Regions from separate parts of the Mus musculus genome. Here region 1 is linked to region 2. A link is a loop called in an ENCODE intact Hi-C map of the cell type or tissue named here. Cell type or tissue: heart. All regions are shown on one strand. Links, peaks and the distances in the headings refer to the core of each region. The heading gives the core; the rest is flanking DNA.

Region 1 (10,978 bases), core at 1,683-9,682, 130 kb before region 2:
TCTTTGCAATTTTCCGTATGCTAAAAGTTTATCACAAGTCAGACATTTGAAAATGGACACCTCGGCCAGTCAGTGAAGGTGTGTGTGGTGGCTATCCTTCATGCTGCTCAGCAAGCCTGGCTGAGAGATCTGGAACCTGGTGGGACCCCTGGGGCTCTTCATCTCATATGGAACCACCAGTGGTGACTAAGTCCAGTTATTTTAGCACCACTGAGGAGGGGGAAGTTTCTGGGTGACAAGATTTACTTATTGAATCAGATCCATAGGCCAGCAAAATGGACATTTCTCAGATACCTTCTCTAACTGCCAAGATCAACAGCTGTCACATTCAGAGAAGATGGATGAAAAATCTCAAAATAGGTACTTTAGATCTTAACAATAAGTCTGAAAGAAAGCTTTTGTTTGTTTGTTTTTTGAGACAGCGTTCTCTGTGTAGCCTTGCCTGTCCTGGAATTTACTCTGTCCTGAACCTACACTGTGGCACTCACACGCACATGCCCATGTACACACAGATACACACACACAGGCACGCACATGCCCACACATGCATATGTACATACGAATGTACACGTAGATGCATACACACATACATGTCTCCCCCCACATATTCATACACACATATATGCACACCAATGCACAAATACACATACGTTTTAAAAAACAAAACAAAACGAAATTTGCATCTTTACCTACAAGCCCCTATCATGGGTGGAAAGGAACTTACAAGGTCTCCTCTCTTCTTGAGGAGCTAATGTCAGTTAATGGTTGCTGGGGAAGGAAGATACTTCCTCCTCATTGGTATAGCTTATTTAAAATAAGAAAGTCTACATAAAAAGTGCACTTATATATTTAAAAAACCTTCCAATGCAAAAGGACAGTGGCATTAGCTGAGATATTTATTACATTTTATTATTTTGGTTGTGGGAACAGAAATCACAGCCTCACGTGTGCTACTGAGGGAGATCCTGGCCCTATTAATTTAAATCTTTATAGATCTCTTTAATGTTTGACCATTATTCATATTCATACCAGCTTTCCCGACAGTGGTATTTAAGTGGTTTCTTTCATTGTTAGTTGAAGTATGAAGAAAATTAGACCTGACAAGATGAAAAGCAGAAAGGGGCTGTCATTTAGTCAGCACTACTGTGGAAGACGCTCAGAGCACTGTCCAAGGCAAGGTGTATTGACTGTACAGGCAGCGTACAGTGGAGCATCCTAACAACAGGAAACAGTCTCTGACACAGCCACAGGTCTATACCCCACCCAGAAGTGTGTTTGCTCTAAGCAATAAAACAAGGCAGCCGTAAAGTAACCGTTCACTAGTGGGACACTGGGAAGCTCTAGATGTGTGTCTGTGGCAGTCTTGGGGAGCAGAGGACTCATGGATTGACACTCTGGGAAGCTGACCAGTCTGACATCCCGTGGCTTTATAACCTCCTGCAGACTACTCAAGACAGAGCAGCTCCAAAGCTGAAGCTGCCCAGCAGGCCTGCTTCCTGTCTCTTCACTTTCACCACTGTTATTTTCTTTACCAAACAGTAAACGATCAACTTCAAGAGATCACAAGACATTTATGAGAAATATTCTATCAATATTTGATGTCTCATTTTCTTTCACATCCAACTGAAATGAATCAACTAGCTTGGCGTTCTTCCTCCCTGAGGAAACATTTGGCATTTTCTAGTGCTGCATGCCTTTGTCTCTCAGCAGAGTGTGAGCTCTCTCTCTGTGTGTGTGTGTGTGTGTGTGTGTGTGTGTGTATGTCTGTGTGTGGTAATGGAGTAAAAGAGAAATGGCTGCTTCAAAGAGGAAAGCCAGACAGAGAAACAATGAAGAGGACACGGTGATTGGGAAGGAACAGCAGAAGGACCATGGGTATGGGGAGTAAAGTGTTAACCAAGATGGGAGAGGGAGTACGGTCAGGGGAAAGGTCAGGGGAAGGGGGAAAGGTTGGGAAAGGGCTGAGAATAGATTAAGCAGAAGTAAGGACAATGAGAAAGTCTTATGACCCACTAATATGCAAAATAATTTCAAAATCTGATTTTTTTAAAAAGGAGTTCAAATGGAGGTGCCATTTATGAGTTGGCAAAACAGCTCCAGAAAACTGTGGTAAAAATCATGAGATATGTCCCTAAGCGTCAGTTGATAGTCCACCCCTAACTGAGCAACAGTCGGCAGCTGATAGCTCTGGGGGAAGGAAAATCTTTCCTCTAGGGAGACTGCTGCTTTGGTGGATGGGGGCCCACCCCCTGCCCCTACACTGACTGAACTCAGTGGGTTGTTTAAGGAAAAAAGAAGAAGGCATGAAGAAGGGATGTGTTAGGGGAAACGGTGGGATGGTAGGGAGGAGAAAATGAAGAATGAATATGATCATATTACATTGTATACATGTATAAAATTCTCAAGGGTAAATTAAATAATACACACACACACAAAGGAATATACACAGAGCATGCCTCTACAGGAGTGACACAGGGGACCAGGAGAGAGGAGACCTGCAAGTGTAAATACCTCAAGTGTCCGATTCCAGCTTTCCCTATCCCATTTACCCCATCCTCTACTTTTGCAGGTGTGAGACATATGGTCTACTCCTGGCCGGAAACATTTTCCCCTCAGTCTTCATGCATTAGCTTACAGGAGCTGGCACAACCTTAACCACATTGGCTCACATCCCCAGACATCCCCCTTGATGCAGAGTGCTCTTCACACTGCTGCAGGGCATTCAGACTCCCTGCTCCAACATTCCCTTTCCACGACTAGGTTCCAAGAAGACAAGACACAGGACTTGCTACTTGAGGAATCTCTGGTGCTTAATAGGATTTGTATGCTCAGTTACCAGGAGCTAAATAACTAAATCAATACGTTCTTATATTAGGGTTCATTCCAAGTTGACTTAGCTGTGAGCGTGGACTGTGACTGAACCAATTCATGACAGACTCCATCCCTCTTACTAACTCACATGTTAGATCTTTCACTCTGGTATTAAATAAAAACACATCCCAAAATATATGAAAGGAAAATATTTTATAGCTGTTTTTATATTAATTGAGTTTTTCAGTAGGTTATAAACCTGATGTTAGCAATAATTTTCAGTGGCCATGTTAATCCCAAAGACAGGAGGAGAAAGACCATTGACAGGAATCATCATGGCAAAATTAACTGAATCAAGCAATTCACTCTAGCAAGCTTTTTATTTGTGTACATGGGCTGCCTCCCCCTAAGGTGGGGTTCAAGAGGTCAGCATTGGCTGTGAGAAAGACAAGGTTTTTATAGTTCAGGGGTAGGGGGCTTCCAAGTAGGGATTTGGCAGGGTTACGGGAGCAGAGTGCAAAAACAGACATTAGTCCTAGTGACCTCCTGAAACAAAGACATGCTTGCAAGGTGGACATAACAATAGGCAGTCATAGGTGGTCAGATAACCTTTTGAAACAAAGGTAGAGTTGCAGGATAATTATAAACAACTTTTTGAAACATAGATGGATTGCCTGCAGTTCCTGGAATAGGTAGTTCAGAACCATTTGTAGTTAAGGTTGGTTATAGCCCAATCCTTGAGAAACAGAGGTTTAATCATTAATTAGGAATGAACCTAATTTGTCTTTACCATACAAAGGCTTTTAAGCCTAAGATGGAGGCAGGTGGTTCTTCAGTCTGCATCATAAACAGTATTAATTTCATTTCCTTATTACTATTGTGATGCAAAATTATGTTCTCTGTGGTAAGGGGTAGATGGCTACAAGTTCCTGTGGGCTCAGGACCATTTACAACCCTGTCTGAGAAGCTCAGCGTCTACCTGTGAATGCTCGTGGAGATCGGGGGAAAGCAAGGCAACAGGCAGGCCGTTGCCACCCCAGACTCTCCTGGCATCAGATTTTTCTACCCTTCTGCTGTGTGTATAAAGGAGTACTCACATTCTCCAGTGCCCCTAACAGCTCAGTCATAAGCTTCCAGTGTTTTGTTTAGATTTGATTTGTTTTGCTTTGTTTTTCTCAAGTTCTGTCCACCTTGTTTTTGAGACCAGAGGTTCCTCTGTCTGGAAGCTGAGACTCACAGATCTAAGCTGGCTGGCCAGTGAGCCTCAGAAATACCTCTCTAGTGCTGGAATTACAAGCACCTAAGAATTCTGAGGCAGAATGACTTTATTTCTAGACATTCCACTGAGTAGGGGATACATGTCATTTCTCTGATTTTAACACATCACCCATATCCTTGTGTAATAAGAGAAAAAGCTGATCTCATTTTCTGCCTGAGTTTGCTTTTCTCTGGCTTTTCCATAGTAGAAGTGGCTCCCTGACCTGAAGAGGTCAGGCTGGGCCTCTGTTTCTTTGAGACTCTTAGGTTTCTACTCTCAAATGCTGGGATTATAGGCCTAAGCCACCATTCCCCATCGCCATTAGAATTTTCTTCTCTTTTCTTTCTAAAACATAAACAAATAATTGAAAGTGATTGTTCCCAAATTTCCCCCACTGAAATAGCTAGCTGGAAAGGGTAATCAATAGTTTGAATGGCAGAAGTCAGGACTAAAAAAGTCCTAGAAAATCAGAAATTTCAGGTAGAGACAAAGAACTTTGGTAGAAACATATCATTCTGTGTAACTTAAAAGTGGTTTTATGGGACTTGCAATAAAAGGAGGCCTCAGCTTGCCACTGAGCAGCTCTGTTAACAGCCAGACCTCAGAAGCAAGCCCAGAGCAGCTAAGACAGAAGCTTCGTGCAGGACAGGCTCCCAAGGTGTTGATATGCTAGTGAAGCAGCCCCAAGCTGTGAGCCCTGAGCAAAGCTACTGCCCAGTGAAACTATGCAAACATTGTAACTTTAGAGATTGTCTCTAGGATTGCACTGCCTACCCCAGAGACACAGCTTTTCTAGTCTGTGTGTTGAAACCCATCAGCAAGAGGCTTTAAGACTGTGCATGGCCTTGCCTTTAGTGACCATTGCACTCCCAGACTCCTGGGCTCACACAGGCCTATTTGTCAGTCCTATTTACTATTCTATGCTCTCAAGGACTTCCTGGACCTTTATCACTGTTCCCAGTCTGTCAAAGCTGAGGACTTAACTGTAGGCATGGGTAGAGCCTGAAAGCTTATAAAGTATCCTTACAAGAGAGGGTTTCCCAGTGGAACTCTACAGCAGCATTCTTTGTCTGATCAATTGTTCCTGGCTTGGTGAGATATCTGTTTAATCTTCATATTAGCACAATAGTATAATAAATGTTTATGTGAATAAGCCAAACATATTAAACCAACCATATTCAAAAGGCATCCAATTGCCAAGTGCCTCACGGCCCATATGCCATGCTCTCTGCAAACTTAAAAATAAATGTACATCCTTTCACACAGCTTTCGGAAACTTGACTGCACATGGGAGATTTTATTCTGTCATTGCTTCCAGTGTGACACTAGTCCTCAACCACAATCAGCATGTGTGTAGGCTGTGTGTGTGGCAGATCGTAGCTCTGCTCAGGGAGAGTGTGCAGGCTGACTGAGGTTTAAGAATATCACTTCCATATTTTCTGGGGTTTGAAAGTCTAAGATGCTGTTAGAGGTAACAGTGGAAAGGGGTTGCTTCAAAGTCTGTCAAGTCCAAGGGTTTTCCTCAACTCCTGTTTGCTACATTGTGTATCAGAAACCTTGTTTTATCCCAAAAGAATTTCAGAGGTTAAGATAAGATGTGTAGACTCAGAGAAGGGAGGGGCCCTGAGTTCAGCCCAACAGCTGTCCTATCTCTTGTGTGAAAACCAATTGCCTTAAGGGTAGAAGAACCCTTCAGACTTTTCAGTGAGATTCTAGGATCCTAAAGCATTTCACAATAACCTTCCCTCTAGAGTAGGAAAGCAGCTAAAGGAAGTGCATTTTGTCAGAAAAGATGAAGGTCTTCTGTGTAATTTGTATTCACAGCGGTTGAGCTCCAACTGTAAGAAATTCAATAATTTTTTATATCAGTTTGCTATGTTTCCACAGAAAATAACTTAATCAGGAAATCATTTCAAATATCCTATCTGAAACTCCTGAAATTCAGCTAAGGAAAAAAAAATATGTATATATATACACATACACACACACACACACACACACACACACACACACACATATATATGTTATCCTTTAGAAAATTTTGCCTGAAAAAATGCCTTTGTTTCATTGAACAATCAAACAACAAATGGCCACTTGGTTAAGGTCTGCCTACTGTGTTAGTGATGTGATGGTCCTGGGTCCTAATATGAATGTCAAGGTCAGTGAACATCTGGACCACTTTAAAGTGGTATCTTTAACTGAACTCAGAGTTCATCAATTTAGAAAACGAAAACAGCAGAAACTTTGGAATATCCACTAAAGACCATTACTTTTCACAGTATTAACACACAAATGGTTTATCTGTATATAAACAATGACACTAATTAGAGTGGAGCCAGACAGCAGTAGGGATATATCCAAGACCATGCTTTCCCTAAAGAAATCTGTCATTAGAGGAAGATAAGTCTGAAACACTAAAAATCAATGTTTTGTTTTAATATTTTTAATGTGATGTGGTGTAGGTGTGTATGTATATGTGTGTGTGCATGTGTGTTCACACTTGCATGAACTCATGTGTAAGTACATGCATTTGTGGTATACATGCATGTGTGTGTGTGTGTGTACATTTGTTAAGGGCATGGATAGGGGGGCTTGAGGTTGACAGTGAGAGTCTTCCTTGATAGTGCCCCACTTTATGTATTAAGGAAGTTTTTCTCAACTGAACCCGACCTGAGAATCCCCTGTCTCTGCTTCCCAAGTGCTGGGATTACTGGTAGGAATCATGCCTACTTCACTTTTTATGTGGAGTCTGTGGATCTGAATTCCAGTCTTTAAGTTTTCTCAGCAAGCACCTTCCCTACTCAGCTATCTTCCTGGCCCACATGGTTTAGATTTCATTTCAGGATAGTAACCCAAGAAATGAAAATACACGACATATATAAACATGATACAATTTGTATGCTGATGTCATGGCTTGAGGGTGAAATGTCTCTTTCAGGCCATTTGGTTCCCAGCTGTGTTGCTGGTTTGCAAACAGAATCTCTAGGATGTGGGTTCTAGGTAGAGGAAGTGGGTCACTGGAAGCAAATCTTGAGATTTATAGCTGGGCCTCCTTCCTGTCTGCTTTCTGGACCAGTGAGATGTGAATAGACAGTGGTCAAATATTCCCACCACAGAACCACCTGCCATCATGACTTTTCCTCCATGACAAACTGTACCAACAAATGGTGAGCAGATAACCCCCTCCTCCCTGAGCTGCGTTTGTGGGGTTCATGTTCACAGCAACAGGCAAAATGCTAAACACAGAGATCTCTGGAAATATAATTCAACGCAGAATGGAAAAGTGAACAAGGTTTGGACAGGAATTGGAAACTGAATTGTTTTATAAGGAAGAAGGGATTTAGAAAGAAAGAAAAGATGATCCTGAAAAAGGTGAAGTGTATAAAGAGGTATCAGTTCATCAAGAGATCCCAAGACAACACTTGGGTATCACTTGTAGATATAACTGAACATTGCTTGAAGTTGTGGTGTTTTTTCTTTAAGAGCAGTAATTCAGTGTCTACTGCCTGCTTAGGGAGCTGGAAGAAAAGATCTGAGCTGGAAACTATTTGTACAATCAACACACACACCTCATTGTTGATAATGAAATCAAGGCAGGAACATGAACTGAATATGAATTAAGAAAAAGGCAAATGTAGAGGTAAGAACAGCACAAGAGAGAAGCAGACAGTGCAGTCCAGATGGCCACCAGTTGAGGTGAGATGAAAAGGGGAGACAGAATTGACCTTCCTAGAAAATACAAGATCTTCATGTACCAGATTAAGAAGAAAATAAAAACTAAATGTAATTTAGGAGAAACATGCAGTCTTTCCAAGACTGAAGCACAGATCTCCCACTCTCAAGATCTGCCACGTCATAAAAACTCAATGAATGGAGTAAGAGATGATTGCTATGACCTCACAGCTGCTTCTCACACTAGACCCCAGGGTAGGGCAGGGCAGGGCAGGGCAGGGCAGGGCAGGGCATCACAATAAGGCACAACTCAATGAGAGGACTGAAGTGGGGACTGCACACTCTCCAAGTTTATTTACTCACACATCTGGAATCTACTAACTGCATACAGCCTGGCAGGTGTGAGACTACTACAATAATTACAATAAATGCCCTTACAGAGTCAAACATTCTGGAGGTGGATGAAAGAGCATTAGCCCACCGAGCTATGTTAGATAACATAAAGCTGTAGGAAATAAATACACAGGAGGACAAAGTGATGGGAGACATGACAGAAAGTAGACAAAGGGTCAACACGGTACTGTGTAGGCGGCGACTGCACGGCAGGAGGGAAGACGGATCTGGGTAGAGATGTGTGGTGGTTGAAGAAAATGCCTGCACAATGAGGTGCCTGACATACCTAGGTCAGAGGCAGAGGCAGGGTGTGTCTCTCTGAGAGATGAAGGGGTCAGGGTGAAGAGAAAACGTGATCCCGGGGGATGCAGGCTGTCTTTTCCCTGTGAGCCAAAAGTTGTCAAGGACTGAAAGCATACATCATGGAGGATCACCTTAATTAATTAAACACTGTAAAAAGTCAACATTCAAGGAAGTCATCTATTCCAGATAGGCTTTCTGACTACAGCCTATCTACACTGTTTAGAGAACACCGTGCCTCTCTATCTGCAGGTGCAACAAACCTCAGATCAAAAATAGTCAAGAAAGAGGCTGAGAACACGGTTCAGGGGTAAGCCTTATAAGCTTATATGTACGTCTTGTGTGCCTGAATCTGAATCTCTAGTTTCACACATGGACATGTGTGTCTAACCTCAGTGATCTGGGCAAAGACAGGCAGACCCCAGAAACTCACCAGCTAGCCAGTGTATCCAAGAGAGTAAACTTTGGTCCAGTGAGGGACGCTGACTCAAAAGAATAAGGCAGAAGGCAAAAGAGAAAGGTATTAGATATCTTTTTTTTTCTGGTACACATACACACACAAATAACACTCAGAAAATACTATGCCTATACTGAAGTTTCTTTTGTTTAGTCCCTAATTAATAAAGTATAGCAGCTATTTCTATAGCTAGTGTACACTGCACTAAGTTTAAGTAATTTAATGATGTGCGTAGGAGCTGTTTATCTATGATGTCATTTTATATCTGGGACCCACAAATCCACAGATGTTTATGTCTGAGGAACGGTCTAGAAATGGCTGTATTAAAACACAGTTTGTAACTTCTGTCAGTTGAATATTTATAGACTATTCTAATTTTGCTACTGGTTGGAACTTATAAAATGTTTAAAATGCAAATTGTAGCCTCAGTAACCAATGTGTGGGCCAAACCATTCCTTATGTTTAGCTAGCAGCTGCTCCAAGGCATCTCTCAGTTTGACTTTTAAAAGAGGACTGGCAATTGATTGACAGCAGAACCTACAGCTATCAGGGTCACTTTCATGTGTCAACAAAAGCAGAGCATCCGTTTATATAAGATAACTCATGTGCATTCCCCAGGGCAAGGGGCAGACAAACACAGCACACCCTGAAAATTGGTTTCAAGTCATTCAGACAAGTGAAAAGGAGACAGGGATTCAGAGCACAACTGCTCATGCCAGAGATGGTCTCCTGGGGGCCTGCCTTGCCATCTGTTCTTCCCTAGCAGGTTTTAAGATACAAAATCATCATAGCACAAGTAAACAGTAATAAAAACATGGAATGTGAGACCACACAGGAGTTCATTCTGGAAGGAATGCCAAAGCTCTGGCTAGAAAACCCCTGAACAAAAGGGAGCACTCGCTCCCCCACCCCCACTGCCTCTCAGAAGCAAGCAACATAGGAAGAGCAGAGCAGACTGGAGCTCACAAAGGGTTGAAGGTTAGCATATTTCTCTGTAATTTTTTAATTAAAAAGTTTTTAGAAACAATAGCAAATGTCATATATTATTCTTGACATACTTTGTCTCCAAATGACAGCAGACACATCACGGACAATAGTATCCTTCTGCCTTTGACGCCCCTCTCCTTGTACAGTGAGAAAATTGGGCTTCTAGTGTTGATCAAGAACAAACTGAGATTATACCTAGAGTTTGACAGGAGCTGCCAATTATTAGTTATGACAATTCTATAAAAACCTGTGATTAGAATTGTGTTTGCAGCCTTTGTCGTGCTGCCGCTCCCTAACGCCAGCCGCCTCTAGCTTGCCAAGCTCCAGAAGAAGGGGGTGGGGGTAAGTAAGGAGGTGTCCATAACAAGGTTCATACAAAGCAGACTGCCCACAAATCCACCCATGGTAAAGCACCCAGGAAACAACTGGCTACAAAAGCTGCTCACAAGAGTGCACCCTCTACTGGAGGGGTGAAGAAACCTCATAGTTACAGGCCTGGTTCTGTGGCACTCTGAAATCAGACTCTATCAGAAGTCCACTGAACTTCTGACTCACAAGCTCCCCTTTCAGCTTCTGGTGCAAGAAATTGCTCAGGACTTCAAAACAGATCTGTGCTTCCAGAGTGCAGCTATTGGTGCTTTGCAGGAGGCAAGTGATGCCTATCTGGTTGGTCTTTTTGAAGATACCAGCCTGTGGGTGGGCTATCCATGCCAAACGTGTAACAATTATGCCAAAAGATATCCAGCTAGCATACCGCATACACGAAGAACATGCTTAAGAGTCCACTATGAGGTGAAACATTTCATTCTCAAAAAATTTTTTTAATATCTCTTAATATCAATGGACTCAATTCCCCAATAAAAAGATATAGACTAACAGACTGGTCATGAAAACAGGACCCAACATTTTGCTGCATACAGGAAACCCACCTCAGTGACAAAGACAGACACTACCTCAGAGTAAAAGGCTGGAAAACAATTTTCCAAGCAAATGGTCCCAAGAAAAAAGCTGGAGTAGCCACTCTGATATCGAACAAAATCGACTTTCTACCTAAAGTTATCAAAAAAGATAAGGAGGGACATTTCATACGTATCAAAGGT
Region 2 (10,978 bases), core at 894-8,893:
GACCTGGAGGGCATCATCCTGAGTGAGGTAACCCAATCACAAAAGAACTCACACAATATGTACTCACTGATAAGTGGATATTAGCCCAGAAATTTAGAATATCCAAGATATAAGATACAATTTGCAAAACACATGAAACTCAAGAACGAAGACCAAAGTGTGGACACTTTGCCCCTTCTTAGAATTGGGAACAAAACACCCATGGAAGGAGTTACAGAGACAAAGTTTGGAGCTGAGACAAAAGGATGGACCATCTAGAGACTGCCATATCCAGGGATCCATCCCATAATCAGCCTCCAAACGCTGACATCATTGCATACACTAGCAAGAGTTTGCTGAAAGGACCCTGATATAGCTGTCTCTTGTGAGACTAGGCCGGGGCCTAGCAAACACAGAAGTGGATGCTCATAGTCAGCTATTGAATGGATCACAGGGTCCCCAATGGAGGAGCTAGAGAAAGTACCCAAGGAGCTAAAGGGATCTGCAACCCTATAGGTGGAACCACATTATGAACTAAACAGTACCCCGGAGCTCTTGACTCTAGTTGCATATGAATCAAAAGATGGCCTAGTTGGCCATCACTGGAAAGAGAGGCCCATTGTACATGCAAACTTTATATGCCTCAGTACAGGGAGGGGAACGCCAGGGCCAAAAAGTGGGAGTGGGTGGGTAGGGGAGTGTGGGGGGGAGGGTATGGGGGACTTTTGGGATAGCATTGGAAATGTAAATGAGGAAAATACCTAATAAAAATTAAAAAAATAAGTGGATATTCTTGGCTATGTGCAATTTATTTCTGAATATTGCCTTGTGTGAACGTCACATCAGCTCTCTGCGTGCACCACCAACTTTTTCCAGCATCTTGTCTTTTTGCACTCTAACACTGCCTTCTGCACATGTGGCCAGCCTACCTTCCTTCCTGACTCTGCTCGCCAACTGTCCCAAAATGTCCTCTCTGTTTGTCTCCCTCCTCTCTGGGTTCTCCCTCATCTCATTCCCACCAAACCCTTCCAAGTGTCTGCCCTCTCTCCCCCTGTTTTTGATCTGCCACAGATGCACATGTTCTCCTTCTCCACATACAAGCAAGGCCTCTGAGGCTGAGCACTGGAAGGTCTCATGATTGCCTCCTCACAAGGGACATGGAATGCACTGCGTTGCGACACTTGGAAGCAGCACAAGATGCCTTTGCTCAATGAATATTGCCCAAGACTGGTTCCCCTGTCAGGCTGTCGCCTGGTACTGTGGGACACATTAGAGGGTGAATGGACTGGAGCCCCGACCTTCTCCTGAGGGGCACAGAACACAAATGGGTAATTACCAAGTGTAATGACAACTGGAGTGGAACAGCGCAGGTCAGCGTAAGGAGGATGTAATAAGCTGATCTGATCTCTGGGGACAGAGCTGCCTTAGCACTGTGTCCTGCCCGATAAGGACTTCATAAATAAAGGAGTGAACACAGCTGAGGAGTAAGACATTAGGTTGACTCATACCAACCGACTGCATGTTATTAAGGAAATACACATGAACAGTAGAGAGGGAAGGAAAGTTATAAACCGACTGAAAGCCACAGGAATGATTTGGATGAAATTCACTTCAGAAATCATACAAACAAATTCCTAACTACCAAATAACCTCTGAGAACAGTGCCAATGTGGCCCAGCACCACCATCTGCCATGCTATCAGCACCACCACTTAAACCAGTACCAGCATCACTAGCTACACTAGCATCAACAACAACATCAACAGTACTACCACCAATAACAATGCTGATACCACTCTCACCACTGCCATCACCAACTATGGAACAGCAGCAGCGACCACTGCCTACCTGTTCCCACAGGTGTTATGCACCACTCCTTAGAAGCTCCTGGACTCTGAGTAAGGGCTTTCAGTTTGAAGGCATTTTTACCCATGATGCCCACTTTTAGACAGAACTCAGTGCCCTTCAGCAAACACAGCACTGTTGCACACAGTCTGTAGGTGCTATGGAGAACATTCTAAGTGTTGGCATCAGTACATTCCAAACCTATGACATCCCATAGGCAACAGCTCAACCTGCAGATCAGTTGCCAACACAATAGGCACCATGCTCCCAGCATTCACTTGGGTCACCTCCCCCCAACCCTAACCTTTACTTGTGTAACGTCCTTTTCCATATAAATAAGGCGAACACCCCTTCCTCACTCTCTCTTTCCCCTCTTCTCTCTCTCTCTCTCTCTCTCTCTCTCTCTCTCTCTCTCTCTCTCTCTCTCTCTCTCTGCTACTACTTTCTCTCTCCCTTCCAATCAAACCTCTTCCATGTGGAACTGCTTTGGCCTAGTGTGCTGTTGAGATTCGACCTGCCATTCTAACACATTACTAAGGACAAGAGTGTCCACGTGAGAAGCACAGATAGAAGCATGCATGGTGTTCCCCTAGGCTCTCCGACAGACCCAACATGAGGCACAAGGTACCTGTTCCTTTGCAGCAACCAAGAGGCCAGACTGTGGAACTTTGTGACTAAAATCAGCATCCTAAACAAAGGCTGTCAACAATGCCACGTCCAGGCATTTGCCTCAGCTCATGTCCTAAGACATGAAGTGATTCTGTTAGCTTACTCTTGCCATAAATAAGACAGTGTTGCTTCTGCCCACACCATGCCCTTCAAACATGACCTACTAGAGAAAAAGAAATCACTGAGAAAGAATCAAAGGGTCAAAACTAGAAACAAGGAAAAATGTTAGCTAATTTCTTTTTATTTTATGTGTATAATACTTTGCCTGCATCTATATATGTGCAGTGCATGCATGTCCAGTGCCTCTGAACTCCAAGAGAGAGCATCAGACACCCTAGAACTGGAGTTATAGATGGGAGTGAACCACCATCTGAGTGCTGGGAATCAAATTGGGGTCCTCTGCAAGGGCAGCAAGTATTTTTAACTGCTGAGATGTCTCTCCAGCCAAGGGAGGAAGAAAAAAAAATCAATGCTGGTTTTTTTTCTTTGTCATAAACATCATAAAGTAAAAATTTTACCCTAACTACAACACACACACAAAATGCAAACATGGAGAAAGCAAGAGTTCAGTGTAGTGGAGATGTTTAAATACTGGAGAAAGGGACAGAGCAGTTGTGAGATGAGTGTTGTGGTCAGACCACTGGAACTCACATCCAGATGCCACCAACTCTTGATTTACTGGACATTCATTCTCTCAGCCTCATTTTTTTGTTCTGTAAAATGGGACTACTAAAACACTCATAGAAACATTTCAAGGTTGTATATATTTTAGTAAAATAACATGAGTTTTATCTTTTATCTCTATTATTTCAGGGGGAGGGAAAACTAGAGAGTAGATCTCACTCCGTAGCCAACACTGGTCTCAAACTCTTGCCCCAGCCTCTGAGGTATTGCAGGACTGAGCCTCCACCCCCAGGTCAAGATAATCCATATAAAAAAAACTTTCCTGAAATATCTGGAACCCTCAGAAGTGGAAAAAACAATGTAGGCAGTGTGGTAGAAAGAAAAAAAATCAAGGAAGAAAAGGTCCTCACATAAGACACAAGAAAGAGTATAAAAATACATCTCCATTAGAGGAATAAATTATAATTTCTAGAAGCAAACATATTCATGACCTAGGGATATAGCTCACTGGTAGAGACTCTGCCTGCTGAGAAGGTAAATAAGGATTTGGGTTCAAGTCTCTGTACCAAAAATAACAACAATTTTAATGTACAAATGCATCTAGATTTTTTTTTTTTGGCAGCCTTAAGGACTGAGCATAAATGCCTTGCAAGTGCCTTGCAAATGCTCTGCCACTGAGGAACACTTGGGGCTGTTTACTATCACTTTACCTTAAGGCAAGGGTCCTCTAAGTTGTCCAGGCTGGCCTGGAACATATGTTCTTCCTCCTTCACTCTCCCCTCACAGAAGCTAGGATGACAGGAATGTACAACAAGACCCTGCCCAGATGGAAAGTTGTCAACAAAAAATTTCAAATGGTTTTTCAAAAGAAAGAGAACAAAAATGGACGGGGAATCCCGGTAAACCTCTGCTTCCCAGAGCTTTTCTGTCTCCACCCATCCTTTACTGAAGGAATTGGGTGTACACGGTACTATGACCACTCAGCTGGAAGACACTTCCCCAGATGTGCAACTGCTCCAGCCACAGCAACTTCCCTGCTACGAAACACTGTACCCTCAAACTGTGAACCAACACTAACTAAACACTTTTCTTATCTGTGTGCAGAACTCCAGTCTCCTTATTACAGAGAAGAAAATCACATTGAAGGACTGTACACAACACCCTCATGTTAAATGCTAAAAGGACACTGTTCTGGGTTATCTACCTTACTAACCTTGCTACTAGACAGGTCTCTCTCCATCTCTAGCATAAGGAATTCAGAGCCTGTCCTGTTCATGAGTGTGCTTCCCGATCTCCACCCAATTCCCATTGTGTCACCAGCAGCTGACACAAAGCCAGCTGGCTTCCAACTGAACCACTTTAAACCCAGCCTGCACCACATTGCCAAGGTCTACAGGAAACCTCCAGGCCTGCAAAAACAGCCATCCCTGTAAGCCCCTGGCTCCTGGAACTCCCACTGCCAGCCAAACAGTCTACACCCATCAGTCTGTGGCTGGTCTCTCTCTGCAGTCACCAAACAACGTTCCTATTCCAGGGCTCTCTCAGGAGCCATGAGACATAAACCAGAAGGTGCAGAGAGACCAATGTGTATCACCGACTTCTGTGACCTCCAGCATCTTTTGTGTCACTTACCTGAGCCTTATGGGGGTTATTTTTAGGGAAATACTTAGAAAAGTTACTAGTTTTTCAAAGGTTAAAGGGGGGGGGGGCGGGGAGGGTATATTCAGGAGTGTTACAAGACTCTAAAGGGATTAATGGGTTATTAAAGCAAAAGGCTCTCTATTAAGTTCAAACTGGGCATAAGGGCACCAAGTGCTGAGGGCACCACCTTCTGTGTTCTCATGCCAAAACCAAGGACTTCCACTGTCTGACTAGGACACTAGGGCCACTGGCAAATATGGACGTTATGTGGTGACTATGGCCTTATGAGAAAGCTTGCGTCCTCAAAAAGGAACGTTGCCTCACTGCCCAGTCCTCAGAGCAGGACCACTCCAAACTGGCCAGACTCCCCTGTGACCCTTCCTCTCCCCTTCTTTCTCTCCCCTTCCTGTTCTCCCTCCTCCTCTTCCTCCTCCTCTCCCTCCTTTTTCCTCTCTCTGTCTCTCTCTGTCTCTCTCTGTCTCTCTCTTTCTTTCTCTCATTTACTCAGTGTCCTACTTTTCCAGCATATACATACAACTGGCCACTTTCCAAAAGTCCATTTTTCTTGCTGGAAAATCTAAATCTTAGCACTATACATAATACTGTAAGCTGTTTCCCTACGACTGCCAGCTTCATTGCTCATTTAGAGAAAGTGGAGATTATGGATATCCACATTTGAAAAGCCACAGTTGGTACAGCTTGTCTTGCCCAAAAGTCACACGCCTCAGATGTAGTCCCTCGTGCTGTCGAATTGAGATGTGGGGATGAATGAGAGGTATGTGAAGCATAGAATGGCCCCTCCGTGGTACTCTGATGCCACCATGAGACCATCTCTCTCTGTGTGGCTCTCTGGATACACAACAAACCATTACTTCCCTCTGGAGGGCTGAGTGTAGGGTGTCGTGTGGAAGCAGAGAGACAGGAACCTAACCTGATAAGTTCTTCCTTTTTGAATTTCCCAGCCTCCAGATCTCTGAGAGAATACGCTGATGTGCTTTATAAATTACCTTGTCTGTAGTATTGTGTCCTACTGACACAAAATGGAAACACTCTTCTGATAGTGTTTCTAACAAAAGCAATGTGTTGTTTAATGATGTGACTAGTTCAGCTTATACCTAAAGCAGAGGACCCAAGTCCTGAGTACTGACTTAGTTTCTTTTACTGCTGCTGTGATAAAATAGTGTAACAAAAGCAGCTTAAAAGAAAAGGGTTTTGTTTGGGGTTTAGCTCAAAGCTCCAGGTGACAGTTTATCATGGTGGGGAAGGCACAGCATAGGAGCTTGAAGCCACCAGTCACATGATATCCATAGTCAGAAACAGACACATGCCTAGTGCTCAGTTCACTTTCTCCATTTTATATAAACCAGGATCCCCTTCTAGGCAATGGTGTCACCGACAGTGGTTGGGTTGTCCTGCCTCAATAAACCTATCAGAAATAATCTCCAGCAGTCATGCCCACAGGCCCATTTCCAAGGCGATTCTAATTTCTGTTAAGTTGACAATTTATAATAATGATCACAGGACTTAATAATTTTGTTTTTATTGCCTCCCTCAGGATATAAGGGGAAAGAGTGTTTCATCTTCAGGACCCACAAGGTAGAAAAGAAAACCATTCTCAAAACATGTCCTCTAATCTCACAGGTATACCGTAGTGTGTAGTGTGTGTGTGTGTGTGTGTGTGTGTGTGTAAGCATGTATGTGCACACGTGTACACATATATATAAAATAAGAAAGAAACTGAGACAAGGAGACAAGAGACAGAGAGAGGAATCACTCAAGTGCAGTAGTTTCCAGCTGAATTCTTTGAATAAAAGCAAACCAAGCTTAAATGGTACTGCTCTCTGACAGATCATTAAATGATCTCAAAGAAGAAGATCAGTAAGTGACTTTCTTGGCACATAGCCCAAAAGGAATTCAAAGGTTTTTTTTTTTAATTCTCTCATCTATTTACTTATATAAAAATATTTCTTGTTGTAAGCATTTAAATGAAAAATCTGGATAGCCATAATTGAAACCAGATTCATCCCAACACTAAATAGTGTTCACCACTGACACATGAACTGATTTTTATTATGTATTTGTCTTATAAGAAAACACATCAGTGGCTGTTCACCTTCAATAATCATAGCTAGAATTAAAAAAAAAACTGTACTTGTTACAATGTAGCTATTCTCAGTGTATCACACACACAACCTCTTAACAGTTAAGTCAGGTTCATATTACTTTTAATCTCCATTTTAGGAGCAACTATACCTAAAGCTTGGCTTTGAACTATTTATTTCAGCTCCTGAATCTGTACAATATGACCTCAATACATTTCAACAAACAATAGTACTGTTTTTAAAGTTGTTTATTCAAAAAGGTCCATAATTAATATGGCAATGATTTATTAATTATTGCCCCCAAACATGGCAATTCTAAAAATTGTACTAATTTATTTCCAGATTTTATTTTACTTATTTTATTTTATTTTGAGACAGGATCTCACTATATAGCTTAGGCTGGCCTTGAACCTGAACCAGCCTTTCTCTGACTTGCTGTTTCCAGACAAGTCTAGATGATGACAGATCTGATATGGCCAAGCTTGATCCAATGATGAACTTGAGGTCTGTGACTGAGTGTGGAAGACAGGTACCTGGAGGCACACAAGTATCTTCTGCTGGGGTTGTTATTCCTCTGCCTCCTAATACCACATGGTCTCCTCTACCATGCCAGCTGACACACCTGAGGCCTCTGAAACCATGAGCCAAACAGACTTCCCTGCTTGAAACTGTTTCCTCCTGTGTTTGCCACAGTGATGAGAAGCCTCATCTAGCACACCATTACATCCACAAGTACGTGACAAGCACACAGAAAAGAGCCTAGGAGAATCCACAAGGACAGGAAAGGCAGACATGTCTGAGATCTCTAATGAACATCAGAGACCACTGTGCAGATTCATTTTCAGATTACAGAGTCCTCAGAATGGTACTTTTTCTCTTAAGATATACACCCTTGGTTAAAAAAGCTACTCAGCTGTAATTCTAAAAAGAAGGAGTCTCAGCCCCCATACTTCCTGCAGTTAAAGGGCAGAAAGATGGGAGATTCCTTCCCTAGCAATGTTGCATATGAACCCTCCTGAGACTTCCAAACAAGCAAATAAAACATAAGGGGACTACGAGAGAAACTGCTGAGCAAAAACATGGTGGTCCTTCTAGCTCATGGCCTTGCAGGCACTGAAACCCAGGAACACAGCACAAGGACCACCCAAGGTGGCAGTCAGAAAGATTCTCCTGTCCCTGACAGTTAGCTGGCATTGGAATCATTGTCAGGGCCCTGTGAGGAAGTGTCACTGTTCTAAGCATTGATGTTGGCTAGGAGAGAAATAAACCTTTTGAGAATTTATAAGCACACTGTCCAGGACAGGTTTTACTATTGCAATCCATACTACTGTGTTCTTTCTACAAAACACTTCATGTACATCTGAGTTACTCCTGGGTGTTACATTATCCCCAGGGAAAAGACATGCACAGAGATCACGCAGCCCAGACATCTAAGCATCCACACCAGGCCCACAGACAGATGAGCTCAGCGCTAAGAAACAAACCCAAAGGAGACAGCAGACCAAGAATCTACAGATTAAAAACAAACAGACAGGCAGCAGAACCAGTTCCACAAATGAAGGATTTACAGAGTTAAAACAAACAGAGGGCAGAATCAGACCCACAAATTAGACCAGAATTATCTAAAACACAAAGACAAACTGTCAAATTTTACCAATTCTAAAACGCCACCAACTTTCCAATGTGCCATGTTCCTACTTATAAGGAAAAAAAATCTGGAATTACAGTTGGAAGCTGCACCCCAATTTCAGAGAAGCCAAGATGTGGGGAAGAAATGACAGGCAGTTAGTTTGTAAGCTGGTTTGTGTATGATGCAGATTTGCCAAATGCTGGGAAATCTCCATGGAGTCTTTCTAGATCTGAGCACTGGTCATAATTCTTACAAAGCAGAGGGGCAAGACTGAAGCTATATTTATTGAACATGGAGGATATGGAGCAGGGCTGAGGCCATGGTAATGTACCACACTGCCAAAATGTTTGGACCCACTTGTTGATCTTGCGGGAAAGCAATGATATGACCCCAACCTCATAGTTTAAACATTCCACAACTTAGATCCAAACACTTTCTCCTCATATCTTTAAAAGTTATCCAAGTCCCAGGCATGGAATCAGAGGCAGGAGGATCTCTATGAGTTCAGTCAACCCAAGGGACCTGGTGAGACCCTGTCTTAAAAAAAAAAAAATAAGTCTAGACCATAATCCATGGGCCAGATTGGTGGGCCTCTTTGTAGGACATTTATCGTGTGTTTCTCCAGTAAACATGGCACCAGGCAAGCCAGTATGTGTGCTTGTATATATAATTAATATTCTCCCTCTCTATTATGTTTAAAGAATTGACAAAAAAGTATGAAAAGAAAAAAGTCTAAGTAGATCTGAATTAAAAACAACAAAGTCTTTCAAGAATAACTAATAAAAATAAGGGGTGTGCAAGTAAAGTATAAAATCCACAGACAGAATTATGGACAGCACAAAGACAGACGGTGAGGGAACTGATAGAGTCACCTGGGACATAAAAACAACAGACAAAGAGATTGACTATGAAAGCGGATAAGTAGGGATAGAGGAAAACGAGAAAGTCAGTACATTTAGCAGGAGACCCAGACGGGAAAGGGAGACACACTGAAGCAAAACAGAACTGAATTTCCAGATGGGAAAGCGCCCAGTCCCCAAGGTTGTGACTCTTAACACACCCCAAGCACAATGAGCAAAAGAAACCTACACACATCTAACCTTTGAAGATGAACATACGCAAAGACCAGAAACCAAAACAAGGCCTTAAAAAGGAGCCAGGGATAGGCTAGAAAGATGGCTCAGTCAGTAGAATGGTTAGCCTGCAGTCCTGAGGACATAAGTTCTGATCCCAGTACCTGCATAGAAAACTAAGCATGACCATACAGCATGAAGAGCAGGCAGCACTGCTGGGCTTTCCATCTGCCACCCCAGTTCTGGGCTTAGGGAGAGACCCTGTCATAAGGGAATAAGGCACGGAAAGATAGAGCAAGAGATACCCAGGATCCTTCTCTGGCCTCCATGTGTGTGCAGGTGCACACACACGCACACACGCACACACACACACCACTATCTTACGTACAGAAAAAAACATAACCTAGTCTGTGTACACAGACAACAAACATATAAAGGAAGGCTGCAAAAATGCTGCCTATGACAGGAAAACCCGGGAATTCAATTTTCTTTCCGCTGTTCTTGATAACAGGTGACAGATATGCTCTGCAGTCTATATAGCGTCACACAGAGAAGTATAGAGAATTATAGTGATGTGCTGCGAAGCACATCACTCCCACTACTGTGATGTTGCAGGGAGGGTACCATGGGAGAAGGGCATTCAATGCAGTAAAAGAAAAAAAATCCAATTTTTAAATTTCTACTCAAAATTCAACTTTATGGGGAAAAGGTACATAAAAATGAAACTAGTATCGTTCAGGCTGCCTTACTACAAACAATCTAAAATTCAGTATGAAAACTCTCTGCCAAGTCCTTAATGCAGCTATGTCTTGTTCTGAATTATCAGATCATCATGTAATAAAGGCAGAATTGAGGAACACCAGTGAATAATCATGTTTATAAAATGCTGTACCAGATAAATGTGCCACAAGCTATATAACTTATTTCTTGTTCAAAATTAATTATGCATTCTAAAGAGACAAAACGCTTCAGCAATAAAGGCTCTATCATTACAGGAAAGCTGTTCACTATGCTGACTACTTCACCGTCATCATCTGCCACAGAACTCAGGTTTCCAAAAATAGATCTGAGGGTCATTACTGGGCCGATTTCCAGTGAGAAAACAATGTCACTTAAAATGTAAAATATTAAGTCTATTATTCAAGTTCAAAGGTTTGGCTTTGCCTTCTGGGACATACATCAGAAAAGTGCCTGTGACCCCCAGGCAGGCTACCTACTGGAAGGAAACTTCCATCCTGGCTCTTTGTGACGTTTTTAAGACCTAAAACTTTATAGATATAGAGACCCACCTCAGCTCAGAATTCCACAGCTCAACTGAGTATGCTGCCAAGTTCTCAGTCTGAGCAGAATCTAAATACACACAGGATGTTCTGGGACATCCAACTCTCCTCTGGAAACAATGCAGGCACAGGGGAC

Evidence for each region. Peaks named below come from ENCODE experiments on the same cell type or tissue, not always from the same donor. Only the 100,000 strongest peaks of a DNase experiment are listed, where the experiment ranks them.
Region 1: a loop joins it to region 2, with 2.0 times the contacts of the local background. A loop is called at or near these places in 4 of 42 quality-filtered maps.

What each region holds. Positions count from the first base shown.
Region 1 is chr6:148,250,898-148,261,875 of GRCm38, forward strand. The region is part of intron 13 of Tmtc1 (transmembrane and tetratricopeptide repeat containing 1); the gene reads right to left. The region is part of intron 1 of Gm52483 (a long non-coding RNA gene); the gene reads left to right. Among named protein-coding and RNA genes, the nearest start is that of Gm52483, 11 kb to the left of the region's middle. In heart, for the core only: no CTCF peak of the experiment used is centred there; no DNase peak of the experiment used is centred there.
Region 2 is chr6:148,380,193-148,391,170 of GRCm38, forward strand. All of the region lies in intron 5 of Tmtc1 (transmembrane and tetratricopeptide repeat containing 1), which reads right to left. Among named protein-coding and RNA genes, the nearest start is that of Tmtc1, 59 kb to the right of the region's middle. In heart, for the core only: no CTCF peak of the experiment used is centred there; DNase peaks (open chromatin) are centred at 1,159, 4,129 and 4,439.